Linked DNA regions of Mus musculus: region 2 is linked to region 1. A link is a loop called in an ENCODE intact Hi-C map of the cell type or tissue named here. Cell type or tissue: left cerebral cortex. All regions are shown on one strand. Each heading gives the region's core, and the rest is flanking DNA. Links, peaks and the distances in the headings are about the cores only.

Region 1 (2,920 bases), core at 1-2,500:
AACCGATAGACGTACAGTCCTAGGGAATCCGATGCTCTCTTCTAGCCTGTAAGGACATCAGGCACACACAGCCTGTGGTCTGCAGCTGTAGATGCAAGCAAACACCCATACCCATGCCCATACCAGAAAAGACTGGCAGTGACATGAAGATGTGGTGAGACAAGTACAAATTAGAGCAATGGCATCATGTCAGCAGAGCTGGCAAAGGCACGGAGGAGGTGACTATACGTAAGGGAAGAACATGCCAATCACAACAGCTTGGGAGGCCGAGGCAGGTGGGTCTTCTGATGTATGAGACACACATTAAAAGGTTTCTAAAAAATGGACCAGAGATGTTCTGGATCTCTGGAACAATGACTCGGATTGTTCTGGAAGACAAAGTTTAAACAATAAAAGAGTATAAATGTATATAAAGACAATAAAATCTTATAAAAGACAATAGAAGAGTATAAAATCATCTCTCCAGAAAATTAAAGTTGGAATCGTAATTCCATCTAGATCTCCAAGTTCATTAATATTTATTTATATCTTGCTCTCTTAAAAATTATAATTATTTTTTTCAGTAGTATTTAAATAGGTATTATTGCTGTTACTGTCATATTAAAATTCCCAACCATACCAATCTCTACCATATAGTGGTCATTTTCTTTTCTTTTTTTTTCTTTTTTTTTTTTGTTTTTTTTTTTGTTTTTGTTTTTGTTTTTCGAGACAAGGTTTCTCTGTGTAGCCCTGGCTGTCTTGGAACTCACTCTGTAGACCAGGCTGGCCTCGAACTCAGAAATCCGCCTGCCTCTGCCTCCTGAGTGCTGGGATTAAAGGCGTGTGCCACCACGCCCGGCCTGGTCATTTTCTTGTAAAGGTTGAACCTAATTATCTGCGTACTACTTGCGTTTAAAAATCTATAGCACCAAATGCAGTTAGCTCTTTACTTTATTTGCCAAACAAGAGCATAAATGCCTTAAATTCTTTGGCGGGGACGGTAAGATGGTGAGCAATAAAGTAGTGAGGCAGCGCTAGGACGTTCCCCGTGTGTCTTTCTTGGTTTGGTTTGGAAAGCAAGAACCACCTCCAGGATCCAGCAAGTTGAATGGCGGCTCCCGGGCCACAAGCTCATAGAACGCAAATAAAATAGGGCAAAGGTCGTGGGCTACCCGGCGGCGGCGGCACAAGAGACACGCTCTCCGAGGCCCAGATCCTTAGTCCTCAGCCTTTTTCCCCTGGCTTCTCAGACCTGGAGGGTTGTAGCCGCTGGAGAGAGCAACACCAGGTCCCGGAGGTCACCAGGGATGAGGACGGGGCAGCGCGGCGCTGCTTTTAACCAGACCCCACGGAGCCGGACAGCCCACCGCTCTCTGCCGCGCTTGCGCAGAGCCGCCCCGGCACCCGAGGCGTGCGGAAGAACCTCCGCGCCGGCGACACTCACCCGACCGTGAAGTTAGGCGAGGAGGCTGGGCGACCGCGCTGGGGCACCCAAACCCTAGCGTTTCCAGGAGACGAACCCCACGAGAGCCCAGCCTTCCACCTCTCCACATCGCGACTAGAATCCTACTCCTTTTCCGGTCCCTCCTCACAACAAATCCCCAGCGGAAGGGTTCCGCCTCCTACACTCGCGGATGCCGGCTTTTGCATTTGCATTAGTTAATGTGAATTTGTGGTCACCGTTAACTCGAGCTCCTCTATCAAATTATGTCTGCAATGAAATAAAGAGATGTTCCTAATAAAAGGCCACGAAGACCTACCTACCTTCTCGTCCTACGAGTCACGCCGTGCTGTTTTCGTATTTACGAGCTATCTCCTCAGTCTTGGAAAACCGACTCTAATGCTTAAAATCAAGTACGGAAATGCTTTTTCCGAGAAACCCATTCTCTTTCAATGCGCTCAAGTAATCACAGAGAACAGAAGTCCACATCTAAAGTACATTCTTTGAAACTGACCCTTTATTCTGTTCAGGATACACCGTATGTAGCAGAAAACTCCTTACACTCAGTTTAGACGTTTATTGGAAGTAGAAACGGAGCAGTATGAAAGATTCTAGTATGAATCTAATATGAAGTTCATACTAGTTTTTTTTTTTTTTTTTTTTTTTGTCAACTTGACATTAATTTGATTCACCAGGAAACAGGGACCCTCTCCTGAATTGCCTTCATTAGACTGAACTGCGTGTTTGTGGGGCGGCGTTTTCTTGATTGATGTTCAGCCCTTTGGAAAGTGGAACTGGGTTGTATCTGAAGCTTGCATTTATGGATCTCGCCCAGACTTCCCTCAATGATTGATTAGGATCTCTAAGCCAAAGAGAAAGAAACCCTTCCTAGAGTTGCTTTTAGTCAGTGTTTTATCCCAGCAACTAAAAGCAAACCAGGAACGGTTAAAAAACAAACAACAAAATAAAAAATAATGCCCTCATAAAAAGAAGGGTAAACTCCTAAAATTTAGGGCGTCATTCTACATTTCAGCAGGCAGTGCTGTCCTTTAAATCGGGGAAACTTACTAAGCTCTCATCCTCTGAGCTAAAATACTAACCTCATAAGCTGTATGAAAACCAGCTGCTCTATCACTGTCAGAGGTCCCTGTGTTTGGAGGTATATGGCCATTTCTCCAAATGAAGGTGGAAAGTTTTATACACAAGTTGAAGTGTCATGTTTTTGCTGGATTGACAGACCCACGGAAAATCATGGTTAACACTCTTAAGGACTTCTGTGCATGGACTGTACTTAACATTAAGTGTACACCACACAGCTCCATAGCCATCCCAGTCTCGCTTCAGCAAAGGCAGGAAGTGATATGCTTAAATACTGGTAGGAAGCAAAGAACCCTCTAAATCCCCCCACGCAGCAACAAAACGCTTTTCTGTAAGTTCAGTTGAGCTGTGTCAGAAATAAAATTGTGGTGACTGTAATGCAGTATGTAGCCATTACTGTAG
Region 2 (2,920 bases), core at 218-2,717, 110 kb before region 1:
CATTTCGTCTGTGAACAAGAAAGAAGGACCTCCTAAGATACCGAGTCTTCCACACCATGATCGTGGGCTTCCCAACTTCAAGCACCATGAGAAAAAATTATCTTTTTCATATGAACCACCTAGTTCATTATATGAAGGGGACATGACATAGTTACTGGGCATCCCAAGTAACGTTGAAGGACGAAGCCGGGTGGATATTAACACTATTTTTTCACAGAGATATTGTCAAAATATTTGAAATTTTATGTGCACAGTAAACATCTTTAAAAAAAGAAAAGTTAAAAGCAGGCTAAGTGAACAAAGACAGTGTGTTCTCTCTACAGCAGACAGAAGCAGAGGACACTCAAAAATGGGCAGCTCTATCTAACCATCTGGTTTTGTGAGACAATTTACCACTTCATACCAAAAGGACTAATGTGACCATTCATTCATATTTAAGTCAATTTATAAACATCAACCCAGGCACAAACCCTTTGACGTACTATCTGTCCTGCCTGTAAGATATGTCAGGGCAATGATGGTACAAAGCTTATGGGAGTAGCCAGCCAATGTATGATGTGACATGAGGCCCACTCCATGAGACGGAACCCATACCTAACACTGCATGGGTGACTAAGAACCAGATACTAGAGAGGTAAAACCAAATACTACTGGTTTAAAAACATATCAATAAAATGACACGTAATGATAATCTGCTATTCTCAGAGATCCGTGCCTTATTCTGTCATCATCAGGGAAGTTTCTTCCAGCAGCTGATGGCAACAGATGCAGAAACCCTCAGCCAGGTATTACATGGAGAGAGTCGGGGACGGGGATAAAAGGGATGTCTCCATCAAATTCCTCTCCCCAGAACTCCAGGAGCCTCTCAAAAGAGAGAGCAGAAAGAGCTAGAGGTGGATGGAAGACACCAGAAGAACATGGCCCTCTGAATCAATGAGGCAGGGCTCATACGAGCTCCCAGAGACAAAAGCAGCAAGCATAGGGCCTACTGGGTCTGCACTAGGTCCTCTGTGTCTAGCATAGCTTTGAGTTTAGTGTGTTTATGGGACTCTGAGTGTGAGAACATGTGGGTCTCTGACTCTCATGCCTGCTCTCAGGACTCTTTTCCGTCTGCTGGGTTGCCATGCCCAGCTCCAATATGATGGGTTTGCTTCTTGTTAGACTTTATTTTGTCCTGTTTGGATGTTATCGCCTAGAAGCCTGTCCTTTTCTAGTGAGAAATAGAAAGGGCGTGGATCCAGAAGGCGACGGAGCTGGGAGAAACCAGGAGCAGAGAGGGGAAACTATAATCAGGATATAATGTATGAGCAAAGAATCCTTTTCAATAAAAAAGAAAAATGAACATAAATTTTAAAAAATATTAAAAACTATGCCTTATATTTTCCATACACAGTTCAGAATTGTTCTTACAGATTAATGTGCCTATAAAGAGATATAGTAAAACTTGTGTTTTCACTTTTAAATATTTAAATTTAAACAAATCTAAACAAAAATTCTAAATATCAGACTACCATTTCTCAACTCCAAAAACAAAAAATGAAGAAATTGCAGAAATGGAATGAGTTTTGCCTTTGATCCACTAGATGGCAGTGTTGCTTATAAATAGTATTTGACACCTCTTACTGTAAGACTGTATATCTTTATAGCTATATAAACATTTCACTTCTTACATATGTAATCCATGTTTAGTTTAAAAACTAGGAAATTTCAATAATCAAAATAAAGAATTTCTAGTAACCCATTCTCAATAACGTTTTTATACCCCTATAGAAAATACTTCCAAGTGTTTACATAAACTTGCACTCACTAGAGTCTGTTCCTGATCCTCTCCACTGACAACACAGAGCCAGGACCTCCGAATGTGACAGTACAGCAGCCACAGTCATCTCACAGTGCGCTATGTGGATGTGTCACACTCTAATTATTTCCTCTAGTCCCTTGTCACAGTCATTTGATTTGTTTCTACACTGATGGCCCTGTAGATTACAGTCTATCTACCCTGGTTTATTTTTTATTAAAGAAAATAACAATTCACAAGACTACCAGTCTGTGGATAGAATCCACAATAACACACAAATTAAAAGAGAGCACTTACCATGTCATGCATTCAAGGTAATCGCAACTATCATATTAATTTGATTTGTCTTTTTTTCTTATCTGACTATTAGACTTGTCATTACCTTTTATCCCATGTACCCCACATTCTCGTTCCCTTAAAGAGACACATATAAAATGTTCCATTTTCTCCTTTAGGGAAAGGCATGGGACATCTTCCTGGGTACCACTGATAATCACAGTGACCGAGAACTATAAACGAATGTTACGGCCACAGCAAGAAAGAGGAAAAGACCTCCTCACGTGGGAGAGAGACATTGGAGGTCCCAGATGCCTCTCTTGAACTTAATCCCCAGGAGTTGTGCCAAAGGAATCCTAGAGAGTGAGAATCTTACCCTAGTGGTACAGGCCTATAGTTCCAGCAGCTTGAAAGCCTGAGGCAGGAGGATCAGAAGGGGGAGGTTTGCCTGCTGTGGTGGTTTGGAGGCAAATGGACACCATAGGCTCATATATTTAAATGTTTAGTCACCAGAGGATGGCACTACTTAAAAGAATTAGAAATATTAGGAGGTGTGGCCTTGTTGAAGCAGGTGTGTGTGGCCTTGTTGGAGGAAGTGTGTCACTGGGGGTAGGCTTTGAGGTTTCAAAAGCCCATGCCAGTCCCCGGCATTTCCTCTGCATGCAGATGAGGATGTAGCTCTCAGTCACTTCTCCAGCGGCAGGCCTCCTGACGCACTGTCTGTCATGATGACTACAGACTAACCCTCTGAAGCTGTAGGCCAGCCCTGAACTCAGTGCTTTTTTTTTTTTTTTTTTTTTTTTTTTTTTATGAGTTGCCATGGTCATGGTGTCTCTTCACAGCAAT

Evidence for each region. A loop is a pair of places that touch in the nucleus more often than their neighbours do. Peaks named below come from ENCODE experiments on the same cell type or tissue, not always from the same donor. Only the 100,000 strongest peaks of a DNase experiment are listed, where the experiment ranks them.
Region 2: it touches region 1 in a loop (3-fold over the local background); 5 of 42 quality-filtered maps call a loop at or near these places.

What each region holds. Positions count from the first base shown.
Region 1 is chr4:21,878,300-21,881,219 of GRCm38, reverse strand. It overlaps Coq3 (coenzyme Q3 methyltransferase), which reads right to left and starts at 1,574. Exons shown (of 7, transcript NM_172687.2): 1 at 1,424-1,574. The coding sequence starts at 1,532. In left cerebral cortex, for the core only: no CTCF peak of the experiment used is centred there; a DNase peak (open chromatin) is centred at 1,470; H3K4me3 peaks cover 1,328 bases; H3K27ac peaks cover 1,057 bases.
Region 2 is chr4:21,989,716-21,992,635 of GRCm38, reverse strand. The region is part of intron 5 of Faxc (failed axon connections homolog); the gene reads right to left. Among named protein-coding and RNA genes, the nearest start is that of Gm42260, 33 kb to the left of the region's middle. In left cerebral cortex, for the core only: a CTCF peak has its summit at 1,573 (motif pointing right); a DNase peak (open chromatin) is centred at 1,577.